Linked DNA regions of Homo sapiens: region 2 is linked to region 1. A link is an interaction called in ENCODE POLR2A ChIA-PET data of the cell type or tissue named here. Cell type or tissue: Caco-2. All regions are shown on one strand. Each heading gives the region's core, and the rest is flanking DNA. Links, peaks and the distances in the headings are about the cores only. Region 1 overlaps PDZD2 (PDZ domain containing 2). Region 2 overlaps PDZD2 (PDZ domain containing 2).

Region 1 (11,557 bases), core at 1,772-9,771:
TCCCAGACGGGGCGGCCAGGCAGAGGCGCTCCTCGCTTCCCAGACGATGGGCGGCCGGGCAGAGGCGCTCCCCACCTCCCAGACGGGGCGGCCGGGCAGAGGCGCTCCCCACTTCCCAGACGGGGCGGCCGGGCAGAGGCGCTCCCCACTTCCCAGACGGGGCGGCCGGGCAGAGGCGCTCCCCGCTTCCTAGATGGGGCGGCCGGACAGAGGCGCTCCCCACTTCCCAGACGGGGCGGCTGCTGGGCAGAGGCGCCCCTCACCTCCCAGACGGGGCGGCCGGGCAGAGACGCCCCTCACCTCCCAGACGGGGTGGCCAGGCAGAGGCGCTCCCCATTTCCCAGATGGGGTGGCAGCCGGGCAGAGGTGCTCCTCACATCCCAGACAGGGCGGCCAGGCAGAGGCGCTCTTCACTTCCCAGACGGGGCGGCCGGGCAGAGGCGCTCCTCGCTTCCTAGACAGGGCGGCTGGGCAGAGGTGCTCCCCACTTCCCAGACGGGGTGGCGGCCGGGCAGAGGCACTCCTCACTTCCTCCCAGACGGGGCGGCTGGGCAGAGGCGCTTCTCACTTCCTAGACAGGGCAGCCAGGCAGAGGCTCTCCCCACTTCCCAGATGGGGTGGCAGCCAGGCGGAGGTGCTCCTCACTTCCTCCCAGACGGGGCGGCCGGGCAGAGGCGCTCCCCATTTCCCAGATGGGGTGGCAGGGCAGAGGCGCTCCTCATCTCCCAGACGGGGCAGCCGGGCAGAGGCGCTCCTCATCTCCCAGACGGGGCAGCCGGGCAGAGGCGCTCCCCATTTCCCAGATGGGGCGGCAGGGCAGAGGCGCTCCTCACATCGCAGACGATGGGCAGTCCGGCAGAGACGCTCCTCACTTCCTAGACAGGGTGGCGGCCGGGCAGACGCACTCCTCACTTCCTAGACGGGGCGGCCAGGCAGAGGGGCTCCTCACTTCCTAGACAGGGCAGCTGGGCAGAGGCGCCCCCCACTTCCCAGACGGGGTGGTGGCCGTGCAGAGGCGCTCCTCACATCCCAGACGGGGCAGCCGGGCAGAGGCTCTCCTCACTTCCCAGATGGGGCGGCAGGGCAGAAGCGCTCCTCATCTCCCAGATGGGGCAGCCGGGCAGAGGCACTCCTCACTTCCTCCTAGACTGGGCGGCCAGGCAGAGGTGCTCCTCATTTCCCAGATGGGGTGGCAGGGCAGAAGCGCTCCTCATCTCCCAGATGGGGCGGCCGGGCAGAGGCACTCCTCACTTCCTCCTAGACTGGGCGGCCAGGCAGAGGCGCTCCTCATTTCCCAGATGGGGCGGCCAGGCAGTGGCGCTCCTCACTTCCCATTCGGGCAGCTGGGCAGAGGCGCTCCTCACTTCCTCCCAGATGGGGCCGCCGGGCAGAGGCGCTCCTCACTTCCTCCCAGATGGGGCAGCCGGGCAGAGGCGCTCCTCACTTCCCAGATGGGGCGGCCAGGCAGAGGCGCTCCTCACATCCCAGACGATGGGCAGTCCGGCAGAGACGCTCCTCACTTCCTAGACGGGGTGGCGGCCGGGCAGAGGCACTCCTCACTTCCCAGACGGGGCGGCCGGGCAGAGGCGCTCCTCACATCCCAGACGATGGGCGGCCAGGCAGAGGCTCACTTCCTAGACAGGTTGGCGGCCGGGCAGAGGTGCTCCTCACTTCCCAGACGGGGTGGCCGGGCAGAGGGGCTCCTCACATCCCAGACGATGGGTGGCCAGGCAGAGACGCTGCTCACTTCTTAAGACGGGGTGGCGGGCGGGCAGAGGCTGTAATCTTAGCACTTTGGGAGGCCAAGGCAGGCGGCTGGGAGGTGGAGGTTGTAGCGAGCTGAGATTACGCCACTGCATTCCAGCCTGGGCAACATTGAGCATTGAGTGAGCGAGACTCCGTCTGCAATCCCAGCACCTGGGGAGGCCGAGGCGGGCAGATCACCTGAGGCCAGGAGCTGGAGACCAGCCCGGTCAACGCGGCGAAACCCCGTCTCCACCAAAAATACAAAAACCAATCAGGAGTGGGGGCGCAGTGCCTGGAATCCCAGGCACTCGGCAGGCCGAGGCAGAAGAATCACGGGAGCCTGAGGCAGGGAGGTTGCAGCGAGCCGAGATCATGGCAGTACAGTCCAGGCTCGGCAAGAGAGGGAGACCGTAGAAAGGAGAGAGGGAGAGGGGGAGAGGGGGAGAGAGAGGATGTTTTCTTAAAAACAGGTATTTCACCGTCTTAAACCTGCCATCTTTCTGAGAATAAACTTGGAGCAGTGCGGGCATGCCCTCTCCACCAATCTGGGTGGCCGGAAGGGGACGTGAATGTTTTTTGAACGTTAACGTACTACACATTGTGCTAAATGCTTTAATGTGCATTTCTTAAAAATCTGCTCAGCCTTTCAAAGTCAGGGTGTTCTCCTCTTTTTTCAGGTGAGGGAGTGGAAGTTCAGGGAGATTAAATCATTAGCCTACAGTCACAAGGTAACTCAGGAGCTGAGGGCTAAACCTAGTTCTGCCAGGCTTCAAAACTCTTGCTTTTCCTGCCATACCAGATGACTGTTGTAGGGGGAGCCACGGCTGACTTTCCCACTAAGCCAGCAGGCACAGTGCTGAGGGCCCATGCCACCTTCAGGGACCCATAAAAGTGTTTCCTTTTAAATATCTTTTTAAATAAGCAGAAAAAAAAATAAACGTAATAGTAATGAATAGACACTAATGAATCCAGCTGTATCTTTTGTTTTTTTGTTTTTTGTTATTTTGAGAGGAGTCTTGCTCTGTTGCCAGGCTGGAGTACAGTGGTGTGATCTGGCCTCACTGCAACCTCAGCCTCCTAGGTTCAAGTGATTCCCCTGCCTCAGTCTCCCAAGTAGCTGGGAATACAGGTGTACGCCACCACACCCAGCTAATTTTTGTGTGTGTGTGTATTTTAGTAGAGACGGGGTTTCACCATGTTGGCCAGGATAGCCTTGATCTCCTGACCTCGTGATCTGCCTGCCTCAGCCTCCCAAGTGTTGGGATTACAGGTGTGAGCCACCGCGCCCGGCCTCCAGCTGTATCTTTATACCAACACAGCCATAAAATACTATTTTTACTTTTTTTTTTTTTTTTTTTAATGGAGGAAAAGACCCATCATGTGCCTAAAAAATGCCTTTTGCCAGGCACGGTGGCTCACGCCTATAATCCCAGCACTTTGGGAAGCTGAGGCGGGCGGATCACAAGGTCAGGAGTTCAAGACCAGCCTGGCCAACATGGTGAAACCTTGTCTCCACTAAAAATGCAAAAAAATTAGCCAGGCACGGTGGCGGGCGCTTGTAATCCCAGCTACTCGGGAGTTTGAGGCAGGAGAATTGCTTGAACCCGGGAGGCGGAGGTTGTAGTGAGCCGAGATCATGCCACTGCACTTTAGCCTGGGTGACAGAGCAAGACTCCATCTCAGAAAAAAAAAAAATGCCTTTCATAATGATACACAAAAGTTCTAAGGTGCCTCCTGCACAGAGCCATTGCTTTCAATGCTGACTTTCTCTCTCTGGGCCCAGGCCAGCTGCCGTAAGGAAATGCCCAGGAGATAGAGTCTATTTGCTCCAAAAGCTGCAACTCCATCCCATCTTTCTCCTGCTTATTGAAATGCAGATTTGATATTAACTCCACATTGAAAGGATCATGTGAAATCTGATCGAAGTAAACGAACCAAACATAAGACAGTCATGTTTCAGGACACAGAGACACACAGGAATGTTGACATCCACTTTGTTATGACTCAAAAAAAATGAAATTCACACAGGCAGGAGGCTAAATGCAGTTGTTATGCCTGGGATATGCACCATCCAAGGTAAAAATGATTTTGAGGTTTTAAGGAAGACGGGAGCTCATCCCGGCAATGGCTTCATCTCCCTGCTCCTGAGGCTGAAAACTCATCCTAGACAGGCTGCATCAGGTAGAGCCCCCACCTACCTGAAAGGCGACTCTTGAGCTTGATTTTATTGCTGCCCTGTTTGGGACTTTCCAAGTTCCCCTTGGATTCCTCAGCACCGCACACATCTTGGGGTTCATCTGTCCCAGGCATCTGAAATGCAGAAAGCACAGAGCTGATGGGAGAGCCCAGCCCTGCGATGACTTATGCTGTCCCCCTCCACAATGTTATCTCAAGGCTCAAGGAGCAGCAATACAGGTGTTATGTGAGAAGAAGGACCACGGGATCAAAGCACAGCCCTTCAGATAAGCTGCATTCGCAACGCCTTGCATTGGCCAATTCCTCCTCAGCACGCGTCTCACCGCCCAGCATGGAACCAGGGGCCCCCAGTCCTCCTCAGCACACGTCTCACTGCGCAGCATGGAACCAGGGCCCCCAGGGCCACTTCGTCTTCCATCCTACACCTGAGGACACTTGTTGGTCAGTTACCCAGGTGGTCTCCCAGTGGTCAACGACAAAGCTACAACGCAAGCCCAGGTCTCTTGACCTGTAGGCCAGTGCTTTTTCCCACAATGCAAGTTGCAACAAATATTAAACCAGAAATTCAAACCCAGTTCTAAGGTTTCTAAAATACAGTAAAAATTTGATTTTATGGCAGCTATACATTTTAGTCAACCAAATGTTCTGTGTGCTATGCTCCGGAGTGAGTATTGATCAGACGGCTCCTGGAATCAAGCTCAGCCCCAGGCACCCTGGAGGCGTCGACATGAGGTCAGCCCACACATCTGGAAGTTGTGTGACCCCAGGAGGTGATACACAAAGTCTGATCCCAAGGCTCACTGGGTCCTCCATCCTAGAGAAACCCAACATGCTAAAAACAAAACAAAACCCCCATTTACTAGAGAAGAAAATGAGACACATGCACTTCAGAGTGTTTATAAAAAATTGTGGGGTAAATTTACATGTACAAGACTTTTGAGATACATCAAACAATAAATCTTCCCATTTGAAATTTTATTTTCCTTTGAGGTTCTAGAGGAAAACAGTCTTATATTAAAATAGGTAATATTCTCACTAAGTAAGATATACATACTTAAAAAGGCATATAAGGTATCAAGTAAAGAAAGGTTGATGAGGCCGGGTGCAGTGGCTCATGCCCGGAGGCAGAGGTGGGCGGATCACGAGGTCAGGAGATCGAGACCATCCTGGCTAATGGCTAAAACAGTGAAACCCCGTCTCTACTAAAAATACAAAAAATTAGCCGGGTGTGAAATTAGCCGGGCATGGTGGCGGGTGCCTGTAGTCCCAGCTACTCGAGAGGCTGAGGCAGGAGAACTGATTGAACTCGTGAGGCAGACGTTGCAGTGAGCCGAGATCACGCTACTGCACTCCAGCCTGGGCGACAGAGCGAGACTCTGTCTCAAAACAAACAAACAAACAAAACAAAACAAAACAAAGGTTGATGATGAAAAGATTCCTGGCTTCTCTTAAAGATGCCATTCAGCCTGACAGTTGTCTGGAGTTCATGACTATGAAGTTAAACTCAACTGGCAGGAATCTTCCTCCCAATTGGGGTTGGGAGAAATCAACCTGGTCCTACTTAAAGTGCTTTTTGTATGTATTCAAAAGCTTCTTGATTTGCATTTTCTCTTACCAGTTATCAAAAGGTGATGTAATTATAGTGTCACTTCTCACCCTCAAATTAACAGGTAATGAAAATTATATGTTGTATATTAAATTCAGTATATAGCTGGGTACAGTGGCGGGTGCCTGTAGTCCCAGCTATTCAGGAGGGTGAGACAGGAGGATCACTTGAGCCCAGGAGGTCAACATCAGCAGCCTGGGCAACATCGCAAGACCCTTTCTTTCTCTTAAAAAAAAATTCACCTGAGGTCAGGAGTTCAAGACCAGCCTAGCCAACATGGTGAAACCCTGTCTTTACTAAAAATACAAAAACTAGCTGGGTGTGGTAGCACACACCTGTAATCCCAGCTACTTGGGAGGCTAAGGCTGGAGAATCACTTGAACCTGGGAGGCGCAGGTTGCAGTGAGCCGAGATCACGCCACTGCACTCCATCCTAGGTGACAGAGCTAGACTCCATCTCAAAAAAGAAAAAAAAAAATTCAATACATAAAAACGTATAAAGTAAGCAGTTAGAGTAATTACGTAGGTAATCTCTTTTAAGAAATAATTGTTTATATACAAATTCTGTATACAATATGTAAAGTTTGGAAGATTCCCTCTTCCTCCTCAAGTTCAAGTATCTTTCTGGGTTAGAAACAGGAATAAAAAGGTCTGAGAATGAGGAAACGTAGGCAAAATTGAGAAAGGGGCATTGAGAAAACAAATTAATTCTGACATACAAAACAAAGGTAATAAATCTGTTGCATTCATATTACCTTATCAGGAACTGGCAGGTGTTCAGGTTTAAATTGTGAAGAAAAAGCAGGAACAGAATCTTGAGGGTGATTTTAGAGATTCCCTGGAGGGATGTCTTTCCCAACCCCAAATCCTGACATCAATATGTACACAGAGAAGAAAGAGCCATCTCTGAGACATCCTGAGCTCTGGGCCACATACAAATGGAAGAATCTAGAGAAAAGCCTTAGAGCCTCCCCTTTGCTTGACTTAAAAACTTTATGCAAAGAACCTGTCTCCAGGTTCTTTCCATACTGTCTCCAGACTGTGAACAGCAATTACCAGAGAGTGAGTTAAATTCCTGGTTCCAGCTGGGCGTGATGGCTCACGTCTGTAATCACTTTGGGAAGCGGAGACGGGTGGATCACTTGAGGCCAGGAGTTCAAGACCAGCCCGGCCAACATGGTGAAACCCCACTTCTACAAAGAATACAAAAATTAGCTGTGCATAGTGGCACGTGCCTGTATAATCCCAGCTACTCTGAAGGCTAAGGCACAAGAATAGCTCGAGCCTGGGAGGCAGAGGTTCCAGCGAGCTGAGATTGCGCCACTGCACTCCAGCCTGGGTGACAGAGCGAGACTCTGTGTCAAAAAAAAAAAAAAAAAAAAAATTCCTGGTTCCTTCTGATAATACCACCTGACCCAGGCTATCGACCTTCAGAGTAAGGGATTCCCTGGCTTGTAAGACATTACCGCCTTTGGTGCCTACTAAATGGGTAGCTTATTACACAGTGGCCAAGGTCCCAAACGTTGGAAAGTCTGTCTGAGATGCTCATGCCGAGCAAGGAAAACCATGCCAGCCTATTGTTTCTGGACTTAGGAAGTTTTCTGCATCTGTCTTCTCCTTTATTTTCCCAACACAGCCCCAGGTTTTCATAGGATCAGAGACATTTTGGAGATGATACAAGCACTTCTGAGCACCTGAGAAGGAAAGGAGCCTGCCTGAAAGGTTTCTGGTCATGATAGACAGATTCAGTTTCTATGATCTACAAAATGCCAGTAGGTTTTTTATGTCAAAGAAATCTTATGCTAAAGATGGTATATGTGAGCCAGACGTGGTGGTTCACACCTGTAATCCCAGCACTCTGGAAGGCCGAGGTGGGCAGATTTCTTGAGGCCAGGAGTTCAAGACCAGCCTGGCCAACATGGCGAAACCCCATCTCTACTAAAATACAAAAATTAGCCGGGTGTGGTGGTGAGTGCCTGTAGTCCAAGCTACTTGGGAGGCTGAGGAAGGAGGATTGCTTGAAACCAGGAGGCAGAGGTTGCAGTGAGCCGAGATCGCGCCACTGCATTCCAGCCTGGGCAAAAGAGCGAGGCTCTGTCTCAAAAAAAAAAAAAAGAGAGATGGTGTATGTGGCTACCTAATGCCTGTAGCTAGAGCCAGTAAGAATGGACCTAGAGATATCTCAAAGAGTTGCAAGCAGAGAGCTCTTGCTGTTGAGCAAGGAAGGAGTGACATCTTATTTCAGAACCCACTGAAAGGGTTAGCAGTGGGGAATGAATTTAAATGGAACTGTTTCCTCTTATAACAAAAAACTGTTTTTTCGTTGAGTTTGTTGTGATATTAGACGACTTGTAACTCACTGAACAGGAAGTGGGTTGCTTAGACACATTCATTCCAGATTATGTCAGGAAGTAGCAATATAAAATGCAATTTTGATTACACTTTGACTATTGTCTGAAAATGTCCACACTCTAAGAGAGTCCCTTTTCTGTGTGTGGTTTTGTTCCCAATGCACAGAGCAAACTGTTCTGGAAATGATGTCATTTTAGCTGTTCTGAAACGAAATTTGCAAAATGTTCTCCTGGAAGGCCTTCAGTTCAGCGAAACAGTTGATAAAATCTATTATTCATGAGCAGTTTCTAATTCATGTGTTACAAAACAATGCCATTATTGCTTCTCGGCCTCTTGGCTAACATCAAGTGTAGTACAAAACAATCCCATTATATTAATGGAGTCTCATAGAATTTGCCAATTTCCATGGTAGAGCCTTCCTGTTTGCATCATTTTCCACACCTGTAACATACACAGCACTCAATGAAGAAGCATCTTTAGCATCTGATTTTGTAGAGAGGTAGTGGGGCAGAGTGGTTGAGAATCCGGCCAGCTACCTGGGCACAAATCCTGATTATACCATTTTACTGCAGTTTAGGCACGTCAGTCAACCTCTTTGAACGTCAGTGTCCTCATCTGAAAAATGGGCCTGCATTTGGGAATTAAATAACATAGGTTTCTGACTAAAGGTGGCAGATTTCTCCTGATTTCCCTTTGAAACCACACTAACATGACAGGGAAAATTTTTTTTAGGAAAAGACAGACATAATTTACAAGGATAAAGAAAACAGAAGACAAAAGCAACAAATTCTGGAAACCAGCAAGCTGACAACCACGTGGCAATGGATCTGACTTGAGAAAGCTGAATCCTAAGTGTGGACTGGAGAAGGCTGAACGTTCACACAGAGAACTCCCCCAAAGCTCAGAAGTTGCCAGAAGAGGACCTCTGGAAGTGGGCATGAAGGCGGAAGCAGTGGCCCAAGGAACGACCGAGAGAGTGAAAGTGACCGACGTGGCCACTGATTTACACAGGTCTGATTCCGAGGCAGATTCTCAGGGGCTGAGAATGGCCTAGGGAAACTTTGAGGTGCATCAGAATCAGCAGGAAAGCTAACAAAGAACACAGAGACCAGGCTCATGGAAGAGGAACAGGGCCTGGGCCTCTGGAATTCACCACTGCCCTGGGCCAACAGAACCAGCCTCCAGTGGAACTGGACACGGAACTAAGCTGCGACTTCCCAGTTCTTCCTGCTCTCCCCCACGTTTACTTCAGAAATGAAGAAGAGAAGAAATGAAAGCTTCTCAGCTGTACCTGAGTAGCCCACCAGCCAACAAATAAGGGTGACTGTCATGTTGCTCCCTATTCAGAGTATACATATTTTAATCAGTGATTTATGGAAACTTGTTCTGCTCAATGTATAAACTATAAGCACAGGAGGTGTATGCAGAGTATAATGCAATTTACATGTGCCATAGGCAGCAGCACGGATTGTGCCTGTAACATATTGATCATTGATATCCAAGGCAGTTTTTTCATTATGTGAAATAGGAACAATCGTATTTATGTTTAAAGAGTTAAAAATACCTTGCAATTGTCTTACAGGGTTATCATGAGGGTTAAAAAGAAATTCACTGTGGAGTACCTAATGTGTATCATAAGAATATAGGTAAGGTTTAGTCGAAATTAAAGAAATAAAAAGGCCCAAGCTTTCTCCCCCCAGGTCTCAGGGTGCCTCCAGATTTGATGATTACATAGACTGTAGCTCTAGACTGCAGAGATATACATTTCAACTTCATACCTATGGAAAGTGGCAGATTTCATTAAAGAATAAAGAGAAACCAATGGAGATCCAAAGACATGCCATCTTCTTTGAAGATGGGGAAAAAAGCCCTTTAATAAAATTACTGCAAAACTCACAGCTAAGAAGCCATTTTTAAAGGCATGTGCCTGAAATGCTCAGTTTTTAGAAATCAGGTTTGCGCACAAGAACAAGGAGGATTTGAAAACATGCTCTGGTCCCTGATCAGAATAGGCGTAGTGGAAAAGAGAAAATAAAGAAATACATGATGACTAACTAGAGAAAAAGGGATACTTCCTTAAAAGAGATCTTAGACAACAGACTCCAGAGTCTGATGAGTAACTGGGATTGTGAAGTCCCAGAGCACAGTGATGTATGGAAAAGACTCTTGACGGTTCCTATCTTAAAGGGTCTGTCACAAAAGTAGGGAGATGCTACGTTATTCCTAAATTAGTGGGGGTGACTGGGACCTGAAGAAAGCTACCTGAGAGTCAAAACCACAGGGAAGAGAGTGGAATTCCAGGCCCAGAAAACATGAGACAAATGATTTTAAGACTGCAGAGGAAGAGCTTTGGAAGGATAATCTGGGACAGCTCTCCCAAGAGAGATCAGCATATGCGGACAGACTTGAAGGCAAAACTGCAGGGAAGACCGAGAAGAATGAAAAAAATCCTCAGTAAATTCTAACAGAACACAGTTATCGGTCATTGCTCTGATGAAAGTGGGCCGAGAAATGCATGAAATGAGGGACTCTAAAGGGAGTAAATATGAGAAATACCAAGGGGGTGGGGCCTGGCAGGAGGAGAATAGGCTAGAACTTGATGCTGGCCTGATAGGAGAACATTTCCTAGGTGGAATTAGCTAACGCAGAGCCAGTGGTGGTCAGCATGCATTTGAACAATGGATATTTCACTAAATAGAAGAGTCATTGATTTCATCTCTTTCACAGTGATGGACCCTGTATATTATCTAGATTAGTATGTTAGGAAAAAAGGTCTGAGTCAGAAACAAAGAAACAGTAGAAATACTTTTTAAAAAACACCCAAATTCAGCATGCAAACCTATAAAGAAGAAATGGAACTAATTTAAGCAGCAGGTAAAAAGGAAACTCAATTAAGTCTTTCCCAAAGGGGAAGGATATGAATCACTACAGACATATCCAATTACTGCCCCAAAATATGTAGGAGAAAGCAATGCCACGTGATCCCTGGGACACTCAAAACCTGAGAAAAAACTAATCCCAAGGAAGAGGCGGCAGAGGTATTAGCCCTTACTAGCTCATTAGGGGCACAAGCTCTAGAATCATCAACAGAAGGTCTGGATCATGAATCTGCGGAGGGTGTTTTTCCAGCTCAACAAATGTGGAAGGAGAGATGAAGCTTTCTTCAGTCTAAGCACTTCCATGCCAAGAGGCAGTGGAAATGGAAAATGTGGCCCAGGACTGACTGAACATTCCTGCTTTTAAGAAGGTAGAGCTCCATCAGAGGCACCATCTACACCCAATGCAGCACGCCATGAAGCCCTTTACTTTTATGTCAAAGTGAAAATGCCAGTCAAGAAGCTACTGAATACACACAGAAAGCACTTGAAGTAGGACCGGGTTGATTTCCCTCCAACTCCAGTTGGGAGGAAGATTCCTGCCAATTGGCTTTAAGTTCATGGTCGTGAACTCCAGACAACTGTCAGACTGACTGGCATCTTTAAGAGAAGCCAAGAATCTTTTCCTCATCAACCTGCCTTTTCTTGATATTACTGAGTCTCTCTGGTCTGCCCTATTGGGAGGTAATTCTCCCTGGGTCTCTTGCATTTCTGCATGGCGTGCAAACAGAGACAGAGGCTGTTGTTACATGGAATTATCTGTCTTTCCAGGGATGTTTGT
Region 2 (11,557 bases), core at 2,229-10,228, 54 kb after region 1:
GGAAAGACCACAAATGTACCCATAGACATACCCATGCCAGTCATGAATAAACTTGTCTGCTTGGCAAGTGGTAGGGTTCTTTTTTTGCTATGTGACTACATTTGGTTGTATTCATTTTCAACATGTAGCATTACAAAAATACATTACATTCTATATAAGCAGACTCGCAAAAACTCTCAGAGTAGTAAAGATCTTTGCTAAGAAGATAATGAGGAACTTTGAACTCATGCCTAAAATAGTTTGTCTATGTCCTAGGAGATTGTTTTAGAGGACAAACCCAACTTTGTCTTTTTAAATAGTCATCTGCTTATATATGTATTATTGTGAGTTAATGTTTTATAGAAAATACCATTTTTTAAAAAGAAAAATTTGTTTAAAGAAAATATATTTCCTGTTGCTCTGTTAAGAGGGAACTGGATGGAAAAGGAAAGACTGAGGGTTTATTTTAATGTAACATTGTCTTAGAACAAGTAACAGTCTATGAAAAAGAAGTACCTGACAAACAAAAATGTTCTGAATGATTATGAGCTCTTTTGTCATTTATTAAGTTTTTGCAGCTATATTAAATCATTATAAAGACAGAAATGGAAAAATACTGACATGTTTAATCTCCCATTATTCAAATGGAATGAAATTCCCCCCCGCCCCCCGCAAAGGCTTAAGAGGTAAATAGGCATTTTCTGTTTTTCTCGAAATTCCATTTTAGCAAGACCTTGATCTCTGTCCTGGACTAAAAATAAAAATCCCAAGAACTTAAACAATCTTGTATGAAGGTCTATTGGTTCCAATTTTGGTGCCATCAGAATGTGGGGGAAAGCTGTGAAAATCTACTTTTTGCCAACCCTATCAATCCTGGGCAAATGCACCTAATAAAGATAATTTTATGGTTGAAAAGGGTGCTAAAATATTCGAGGCTGAGAAAATGTGTGGTCCATTCTGATTTACCAAGACAAAAAGTATGACCCGGGGCCAAAAATCAGAATATGAATTATAAACAGTTACAAAGAATGCAAATTCCAGATGGCAAGTCTCCCCTTTCTATAGGCATGCGGCTTTTTAAAAAAAATGCCCTAAAGGCAATGGATCAGTTTGGTTGTTTTCACTCTTTCATTTACACCTCATAGGATGTTTGACCTTGAGCATAAAAACAACGCAAAGGAACTGTGATATGTGTAGTCTTCAAATAGCGACTCCAGAAGTTCAATTTTTTTTTTTTTTTTTTTTTTGAGACAAGAGTTTCGCTCTTGTTGCCCAAGCTGGAGTGCAATGGCGCGATCTTGGCTCACCGCAACCTCCGCCTCCCAGGTTCAAGCAATTCTCCTACCTCAGCCTCCCGAGTAGCTGGGATTACAGGCATGCACCACCATGCCCGGCTAGTTTTGTATTTTTAGTAGAGACGGGGTTTCTCCATGTTGAGGCTGGTCTCGAACTCCTGACCTCAGGTGATCCACCCACCTTGGCCTCCCAAAGTGCTGGGATTACAGGCGTGAGCCACTGCGCCCGGCCAGAAGTTCAATTTTAATTAAATTTATTATTAATAGTATTATTACGTTTAATTAAGGTAAGCAGAGGATGAGTAATCTCTTAAAAGTTTAGCTTTTGTTTGTTTTTGAGACAGTCTCACTCTGTTGACCAGGATGAAGGGTGGTGGTGCGATTCCTGGCTCACGGCAACCTCCACCTGCCAGGTTCAAGTGATTCTTGTGCCTCAGCCTCCTGAGTAGCTAGGATTACAGGCATGTGCAACCATGCCCACCTAAGTTTTGTATTTTTAGTATTTTTGGTTTTGCTATGTTGGCCAGGCTGGTCTTGAACTCCTGGCATTAAGTTATCTACTTGCCTGGGCCTCCCACAGTGCTGGGATTACAGGCCTGAGCCCCTGCACCTGGCCCTTTGTTTTAAAATCATTCCAAATTATTTCCACTGTGTCCTAGGTCAAATGAAGGCCTATTCTTGGGACTATATGTGAGATTCAACCTTCTCCTGGTGCCTTAAACCTTCAAATGATTAAGGGAGCCAATACCCACAACCTTATTTTGTTCACATTAGGCTTTCTGTGTATGCACAATCTAATCATTAGGGAAGAAATCCTATCAAGATAGGGTATGCACTGATAAGAAACACATTATAATATTTTCACTGCCCTTAATTTGGAAGAGGTGTATATTATAATCTTTTTTTTTTTTGTCCTTAATCCTTTTTGGGGGAACTTATAAAATTAGTAGCAAATCATTGATGGAGACATCAACTTTTTTCTTATTCATACATTCTATTTACAAATAATGCCTTCTCTGTGTCCAACTTTATGAAGATCACCCAGCTCCTCAAATGAAGGAACATAATCTCTTGAGAGAGGGGCTATTGTAATTCTTTTCAACCCATTGTACATTTGGCTATAATGGCAGAAATCACACTTACCCCCAGGGCACCATTTCTCAGCAGACAAAACTCAACTTGATACTTCTTTTCTTGTTTTGAGACAGGGTATTGCTCTGTCACCCAGGATGAAGAGCAGTGGTAGAATCTTGGCTCACTGTAACCTCCACCTCCCAGACTCAAGCGATCCTCTCACTCAGGCCCCCAGCTAATTTTTTGTATTTTTGGTAGAGACAGGGTTCCACCATGTTGCCCAGGTTGGTCTCACACTCCTGAGCTCAAGTGATCTACCATCCTTAGCCTCCCAAGATGCTGGGACTACAGTCACAAGCTGCTGGGACTACAGTCACAAGCTGCCGCGCCTGGCCTCAACTTGATACTCCTACGCCCATTTTGATCTTTATAACTTTCTCTTTCATCCCTAAGGGGCATCTCCTGAGTCAGAGAAGAAACCAGTCAGCATCCACGTAGGCAGTTTATCGTTTCAAATGGAGCCTGCAGGAATATCTAAGAAGATTCTTGGAATGAACATGTCTACCCTAAAGAAATGCAATTCTCATAGGACAGAATGTTGGTTATAATGAGGGAGACCATTTGAGGCTAGAAGCTTACCCCTTATCATTCAGAATACACCTAAAGGCAAAGCAGGTGTGGTAACCAACTTTGACCCTCACAGCTGGATTTCATAGTATCAGAGATTGTTGTCAAGCTTCCAAACTTCCCTAGAACTCAGCAATGTAATAACGTGATCCCATGAAAACATCACTAATTTTGAACTGCTAAAAATAAAAGCAGATGCTTCCCTGTGTATTGAATACCCTTCCTGTGTAATACTGAGGCTTAGATGTTTGTGGTGTCAGCTGCCATCAGGAATTCTTGGCCTTGCAGCAGCGATTCCACTGGTGACAGCAGCGATAAATAACGATGCAGTGAAGTACTTTATCTGGACCTCACATGACTCAAATTTTAACACAGAAGGCTTGAGTTTTCCACTTAGGATCACTTGACTAGCTCTTTATTTAAGTAGGATAAAATGACTGGAGCTTTTTTGTCATTCTCCTCTGATCACTTTTCTTAATGCATTTGTTGGCTTCTCAATGCGAGGTCATCTTAGGTATATTTTTTAAACCTTAAAAGCAACTTCAAACAATATTTCTTTCAAAATTCTGGTTCTGAGCCCAGCTTGTATTTCCCGCATGGGCTGGGCTGCAAAAACAAACAAACACACACGATAAATAAAATTCTGGTTCCATAATCAAACCAAACCTTACCCGTGCCAGGCAGTCACTCGATTGGAAGTCCGTCTTCCCACCTTTTGAGAAGCGGCGTTTGTCATTGCTTGTGGTCAGAGGAGCATCTGTCTTTGGAATTCTATGCTCTGTCCCTCTGTCCACTTCTGACCTCTCTAGATGGGGTCCAGCCACCTCCTTGAGAGAATCTGGGCCATTTTCTAGCTGAAAGACATGGCCGTTTCCAAGTTCAGGGTCAGGGCCGTTCTCCAGCTCAGTGCTGGGGTCACTGGACACCTCACAGCCAGCGCTGCCCTTGGATTCTTCAGGGGCCTTGTTGGCAGGAGGCCTGGAGATGACCCCAAACTTTCTGGTTCGTTTCCCCTTTTTCGCAGTTCGGTCACCCAGCTCCAAGGTAGGTGTTTCTCCTGGTTCAGAGCTGTTGCTACTGTTGCCATTATAAGTGGAGTGGGCTTTGTGCTTAAAGCGACGCAGCATGATCAGGTAGATAAAGCCGCCATTCCAGCACTGCTCAGCCAGGTAACTGCAACAGACAGAGAGGTGCCAGTTAGAACCCCACACACCCTTCCTAGACAGCACAGCAGACAGACGCGTTCAAGGGTCCACCCAAGTGACGACCAGTTGGCCGATGGACTGAGGTATTGAGCTTCCTAAAGAGATTCAACACCCAATTCATTCTTTTCATCTATGTAATAATTGATACAAACAATTACCCCCAAACTCCCAAAACAAACACAAAACCCCATGAACTAGAAATGACTAATTTAAGTACCGTAGGATCAGGAGTTGGAGAAGGATTTTTCTAGGAACAGAGCCAATGCTAACATATCATTAAAAAATAAAATTCTTCTTCACTCCAACCATTTCTTGCATCGGAATTATGCTAGGCTCCCATCCATATAGTTCCAATGGAATAAAACTATGAGTCCCCAGGGTAAAGAATGGATAGAGTGGATTAGGGGAAGTATAAAGTTCTGCTCTTAGGAGCAAATAATCAACAGCACAACAATGGGAGCCTATGCCTCACTGAGTAGGGGTAACAGGTAATGACTGGTATTAAAAGCCAACTGATGGCTGGGTGCAGTGGCTCACACCTGTAATCCAGCGCTTTGGGAGGCCAAGTGGGCAGACCACTTGAGTCCAGGGGTTTGAGACCAGCTTGGGTAACATAGCGAAACCCCGTCTCTATTAAAAATACAAAAATTAGTCCGGTGTGGTGGTCCCTGCCTGTAATCCCAGCTACTCGGGAGGCTGAGGTGGGAGGATCACTTGGGCCTGGGAGACAGAGGCTGCAGTGAACCGAGATCACGCCACTGCATTCCAGCCTGGGTGACAGAGTGAGACCCTGTCTCCAAAAACACAAAACAAAACAAACAGGCAACTGGCTAAGTAGGCACTGGTGGCAACAGTACACTGTGTTGAATGAGGATCAGGCTCACGCCTTGGTAACAGTCCCAGTTTAGGCTGATCACAGCACACATGGAGTGTCATTTCCAGTCTGGACATCACATTAGGAGGATCACTGACAATGTGGAAAACACATAGACAAAGAAGGACCAGGACAAAAGGCTGTTGGAGACTGTGTCAACCAGGAACAGTCGGAGGAATAAAGGACGCTCAGCATGGAGAGGGGTCAGGGTCAGTCGCTTTTTCATATATGTGAGGGCTGGCAGGTATTTAGAAGCAGGAAGTAATACAAAGGAGATAAGGTATGTGAAGCATGACATGATAACTGCTCCAGATCTTAAAGAACGATAAGAAAATACAACATCAAATGAAATGAGTAATTAGGGGTATTCGGGACCGGATCATCAAAGCTTGGGCAAAGAAAACCCTTGTGCAAAGTCAGGAAACCAGGCTGGGCTGGACCCTCCACTCATGCTACCTAAGATAAAGCAGCACAAATCCCTGATGAACCCAGGACAACGCCTTCTCCACTGGAATCTTGCCACATTCTACACATCACTCGTTCCCAAGCAAAAGTGTCAACAACCAAATCCTTCACAAATCAGATCTGCTTCTGGACTTCTTATGCTCACGCAGCAAAAGCCTGGGGCTACATGCAATGCTGCCTCTGAAGAAATGATGACTGCAGGTAAACAGACATTAACATGCCTTCTGGGATCTTGTCAGCAGGGAAATCAGACCTGAGAGCTGGGGCAGTCATTACATTACATTGGAAGGAGGCCAGATCATCAAAGTCCTCCTCTCATCTCATAGTGAGCTTTCACTTAGGTAGCAGGCAAGGGAGCGGGAAGGAGAGGTGACCAGATGTGCTTGAAATGCACTAAATTCTGGCCCAAAGGCATATATTCCCCATACCTAATGGTCACGTTAATGGAATGACAGTGACTGTCTAATTAAAGGAGAGAATAATTCTGAATTTTTGCCATAGAATAAAGTGAACAACAACAACAAAAAAGGTGGGGGGTACTCATGACTCAAACATCAACCAAACCTTCTTTGATCCCAGGCTAGAAACCATGGTAGTAAACTTACATGTACAAAAACAGGCAGATAAAAGATACTGTACAGACGCCAGGTCACCGTGCAAAATACAGAGGGACAAAGAGGCATTAAGACCATCCACTAGGCCAGGTGCGGTGGCTCATGCCTGTAATCCTTGCATTTTGGGAGGCCGAGGCAGGAGGATAACCTGAGGTCAGGAGTTCCAGAACAGCCTGGCCAACATGGTGAAACCTCGTCTCTACTAAAAATACAAAAGTTAACCACAGGCATGGTGGTGCGCGGCTGTAGTCTCAGCTACTCAGAAAATTGAGGCACGAGAATCGCTTGAACCCGAAAGGCAGAGGTTGCAGTGAGCTGAGATCGCGCCACTGCACTCCAGCCTGGGCGACAGAGCAAGACTCCATCTCAAACAAACAAACAAACAAACACCATCCACTAGTCTCAAAAATAAAAATTGAACCTGTCTCTCAGCACAATTTTTCTATAACGTATAGATTTCATTTCTTTGCATTGTAAACATTTTTTCCATACTGGAAAAATCCTTGGAGAGGTATAAAATCCTAAAAGTAGGTAGCCAGGTTGTAAGATTTTCTTTCAGAAAAGCACTACTATTTAAATACATGTGCTCAGATGTCAACAAATCAGTGCAGGGCATAAACACAAGACTAGATTGAGAGTGGGATGCCCAAGTCCTCATTCTGGCTTTGACCTAACATTAAAACAATGGCAACAGTTTTCCATCACACCTGACAGCTGGGTCTTCCATTCCATCAACTGATGAACAGATAAACAACTGTTGATATATCCATATAATGGAATATTCTTTGTCAGTAAAAAAGGAATAAATTATATGCTACAACATGGGTGAAACCTGGAAACATTATGCAAAGTGAAAGAAGTCAGACCACAAAAAGCTACATGATTCCATTATATGACATGTCCAGAACAGGCAAATCCATAGAGACAGAAAGATTAGTGCTTGCCAGGAGCTGGGGGAGAGGGGAATTGGGACTCACTGCTAATAGATCCAGGGTTTTGTGGGGGTGAAGGAAATGTTCTGGAATTAGTGGTGACGGTTGCCCAACCCAGCACTAAAACTCACTGAAATGTACACTTTAAAATGGTGAATTTTCTGTTATGTGAATATGTCTCGGTTTTTAAAAAACAGTGAACATAGTATTATTGGGCAAATTTTGTGTTCCTAGTGAATACAGTATTATTATGGGCAAATTTTGAGTTCATTCTTTGAGTAGGTGCCTCATAGACACTATTTACCTAAGAACGGTCTTAACAGAAGATGAAACTGCAGCTTGGAAATATCAATCAGCTTGCCCAAGTTCACATCACTACTGAGCAGCAGATCCAAACCTGCCTGATTCCAAAGCCTATGCTCTGCCCACTGTGCAATTCTTTTTAAGTCACGGTCAACCCTGCACTTTAGTTTCCTCATCTGTAAAGTGAGGGTGTTAAAATGGATCATCTCATTTGTTTTCACATTCTAATAATTGTGAACACTAGTTTCCCAGGAAGAATTCTGGGGATAAGAGGAGCAAGTCATCCCAACAGTATTGATCTGGTGCACAGCACAAAACATAAACCTGGAAAAAATGATTTTTTTTTTTTTTTTTTGAGACAGAGTCTCACTCTGTTGCCCAGGCTGGAGTGCAGTGGCACAATCTCAGCTCACTGCAACCTCCAGCTCCTGGGTTCAAGGGGTTCTCCTGCCTCACCCTCCCGAGTAGCTAGAATTACAGGTGCCCACCACCATGCCCGGCTAATTTTTTTGTATCTTAGTAGAGATGGGGTTTCACCATGTTGTCCATGGTGGACAGGCTGGTCTGGAACTCCTGACCTCAGGTGATCCACCCACCTCAGGCTCCCAAAGTGCTGGGATTACAGGCGTGAGCTACCACTCTTGGCCAGAAATATTCATTTTATCTCCAAGTTGTCTTAGGCCTCTGAAACATTTACGATCATCCTGAAAAAGATTTAGCTCGGAGACAAAATTCATTTAAAATTGCTTTTTGGGAATCTACTTTTTATTAAATACGTTAAATCTCTAAACAACACGATGAGTGGTATGCAGAGACCTTTTCAGTACCAAAAAGTCTGGCCTATTGATTCAGAGTATAAGAACTTAGATATCTTTCTCCCCTGTACTCTCATGGAAGTTCCAAGAAACTTGGAAGGTGCCTGTGACTGAGACAGTATTTTACTTCTTCTGCAGGGTCCATTCTTGGCAAAATGACAAAGCCAAGAGGAGTTTATCTTGAGTTCAGCACCATCTCCCTGTCCTCTCCAGCTTCCTGGCAATAAATAAGACCCTGTCACCTTAAAGAAACTGTATGACAGGTTATTTTATTCCTTCCTGGACACTGAATTTTCTAAGGTCTTCCTGCAGACAAAGGGCAATGAATGAATTACGGATGCTGCAGCAAGCTGGTGAGAGACTTTAAATAGGGGGTATTTTCTTAGAATTCTTTTTTTTTTTTTTGAGATGGAGTCTCGCTCTGTCGCCCAGGCTAGAGGGCAGCGGTGCAATCTTGGCTCACTGCCAACTCCGCCTCCCGGGTTCACACCATTCTCCTGCCTCAGCCTCCTGAACAGCTGGGATTACAGGCACCTGCCACCACACCTGGCTAATTGTACTTTTAGTAGAGACGGGGTTTCACCATGTTAGCCAGGATGGTCTCGATCTCCTGACCTCGTGATCCGCCCACCTCGGCCTCCCAAAGTTCTAGGATTACAGGCGTGAGCCACCATGCCTGGCCATTCTTAGAATTCTTTAAACCACCTTCAACATGAGGCCTCCGCATTCTCCATCCATGTGTATTTAAATGATTTATGTAACTTTTCCAACCCCTTCTGACTATTTCATACATTCAAGTCCCTTTTTCTGTTCAGTAGGATCCTTACCCAGCATTAGAATCATTACAGTAAACTCTGAAGTCAGTATTTGAGAAAGAAATGGAATACAATCATGTCCTCTAGAAAAACAGAAGGCTTCCTCTCCATAAACAGGTATGGTTAGTCTTTCAGATGCTTCTCCATCACATATTTTTTTAATTTGCAATTTTCCTCTGGCATGCAAAATTATTAATTCAATTAAGATTTATTTGACTTTGACCTTTGCAGGATGACTTTAAGACAAATGGAAAGACCACAGTATCCAGAAATGCGGTTCTGAGTTTTAGCCTAGAACTTTCCCTCTGAAATCTATTGTAGTTCTCTTTAAGAGACACAGTCTCACTCTGTTGCCCAGGCTGGAGTGCAGTGGTGTGATTTCAGCTCACTGCAGCCTCCACCTCCCAGGTTCAAGTGATTCTCCTGCCTCAGCCTCCCAAGTAGCTGGGATTACGGGTGCACGCTACCATGCCTGCCTAATTTTTTGTATTTTCAGTAGAGACAGGGTTTTGCCATGTTGGCCAGGCTGGTCTCGAACTCCTGGCCTCAAGTGATCCGCCCGCCTCAGCCTCCCAAAGTGCTGGAATTACAGGAGCGAGGCACTGCGTCTGGCCAGTTGTAGTTCTTTACCTCACCAGGCCTATTCTGGACACATCACGTCCTCCTCCTTTTCCCGCAAAAGGTGCCTTATCTCAAAGAAAGTTTTGAGCAACTCCTCTGTTCCTTGATGCTCTATCATAATTCTGGAGTCTGGGCTCTCCAAGGGTGGGAGTCCTGGGAAGAGGTTGGCGGGTGAGGGTGGGGGCTTAGAACAGCTGGAGGAATAAAGCTGCCTGGAGTTTAAAGACCAAGAAAGACAAGAAAATAGATAAGAGAGGGCCAAATACAGGGAGATGTCAGAAAGCTGAAGACATACACAATTTATCTATGCCGGGATTCTATTAAAAGAGGGCTTGAGGCAGCTGTATAGTTTTGATATTTGACTGTTTTGCCAAAACCTTTGGAAGAAACAATTTCCAGGTACCTCTGAAAATCATCCTGGGCATTCAGCCATCAATTATTAATGCCTGTCACATAGTGTGAACCCATGGCGGGTACTGCCAAGCTGAACCATGGATGTCTATGTGTGCAATTCAAAGTAACTTGGGGCCAGACGCTGTGGCTGACACCTACAATCTCAGAGCTTTTGGAGGCCACGGTAGGAGGGTCGCTTGAGCCCAGGCGTTCAAGACCAGCCTGGGCAACATGGCAGGAAGCTGTCTCTACTTTAAAAAAAAAAAAACAAAACTGGCCAGGCGCGTTGGCTCACGCATGTAATTCCAGCACTTCAGGAGGCCAAGGCGGGTGGATCATGGGGTCAGGAGTTCGAGACCAGCCTGACCAACGTGCTGAAACCCCGTCTCTACTAAAAATACAAAAATTAGCCGGGCGTGGTAGCACGTGCCTGTAATCCCAGCTGCTCAGGAGGCTGAGGCAGGAGAATCGCTTGAACCTGGGAATCGGAGGTTGCAGTGAGCCAAGATGGCACCAGGGCACTCCAGCCTGGGCAACCGAGGGAGACTCTGTCACAAAAAAAAAAAAAAAAAAAAAGAAAGAAGAAAAAAAGGAAAAGAAAGAAACAAAAAAACAAAGTAACTTGTATCACCACCACTGGGCACTGGCTTGTACTACAATGCCATAAACACAAGAGAATTCTGAAGACTTTTCACCAAAGCAGGCACTCTTACTTCATCTGAGTATGTCAGGTCCCTACACAGACAACAGGAGAATAAACACCAACCACAAGGGGATGTTTACAGATGAGTTATTATGACAGGGTCTGAGTTTATAGGACAGTACTAGCTGCTAATAGTCACCTTGTTGGACACACAGGATGGACGGAGAGCAATTAATTGTTTGTGCCCAGGATTTTCCCTCCCCTAAGAAGTAATGGGAGGCTACAAAGCTGTTTGTGGTCTTTTGAAAACCTGCTAAGCCTAATTAACTCAGAGAACTGTCTGATGCTGTAAATCTACAGGTTCCCAGAGAACAACTGGTTGAGAGGAAGTGTTAAATCTATACAGATTAATTTCCCAGGGAAGTCCTAGCTGAGAAATGGGGGCAAGTTTGGACAGCTCCATAAGAGGGATGGGACCCAGGTTGCCAAGGGCACTCTCTCTCAGGTATCGCCTCCCTACTACACTGAATTTCCTCACAGATTCCAAAAGCCTCCCTAGACAGAGTCAAATTGTCCTTAGGGGACTCAAGGTGGAATTTTTTTGGCTGAATACTGTCTAGTAAGAGTGGCTGATATCCCAGCCTGAGCAGCATAGTGAGACTCCATCTCTACAAAAAATTAACAGGTGTGGTGGTGCACACCTGTACTCCCAGCTACTTGGGAGCCTGAGGCGGGAAGATCGCTTGAGCCTAGGAGGTCGAGGCTGCAGTGAGCCATGACTCTGCCACCTCACTCCACCCTTGGTTACAGAGTAAGACCTTGTCTCAAAAAAAAAAAAAATAAATAAAAAAAAAGTGACTGATACCTTCAGTGTGCTCATAATACCTTTCCTGAAGATAATC

Evidence for each region. ChIA-PET counts read pairs that join two places held together with the same protein. Peaks named below come from ENCODE experiments on the same cell type or tissue, not always from the same donor. Only the 100,000 strongest peaks of a DNase experiment are listed, where the experiment ranks them.
Region 2: POLR2A ChIA-PET joins it to region 1 with 15 read pairs; 10 of 35 experiments call an interaction of 5 or more read pairs at or near these places.

What each region holds. Positions count from the first base shown.
Region 1 is chr5:32,029,730-32,041,286 of GRCh38, reverse strand. It overlaps PDZD2 (PDZ domain containing 2), which reads right to left. Exons shown (of 25, transcript NM_178140.4): 7 at 3,945-4,056. Among named protein-coding and RNA genes, the nearest start is that of MIR4279, 99 kb to the right of the region's middle. In Caco-2, for the core only: no CTCF peak of the experiment used is centred there; no DNase peak of the experiment used is centred there.
Region 2 is chr5:31,975,746-31,987,302 of GRCh38, reverse strand. It overlaps PDZD2 (PDZ domain containing 2), which reads right to left. Exons shown (of 25, transcript NM_178140.4): 3 at 3,647-4,148. Among named protein-coding and RNA genes, the nearest start is that of MIR4279, 45 kb to the right of the region's middle. In Caco-2, for the core only: no CTCF peak of the experiment used is centred there; a DNase peak (open chromatin) is centred at 5,572.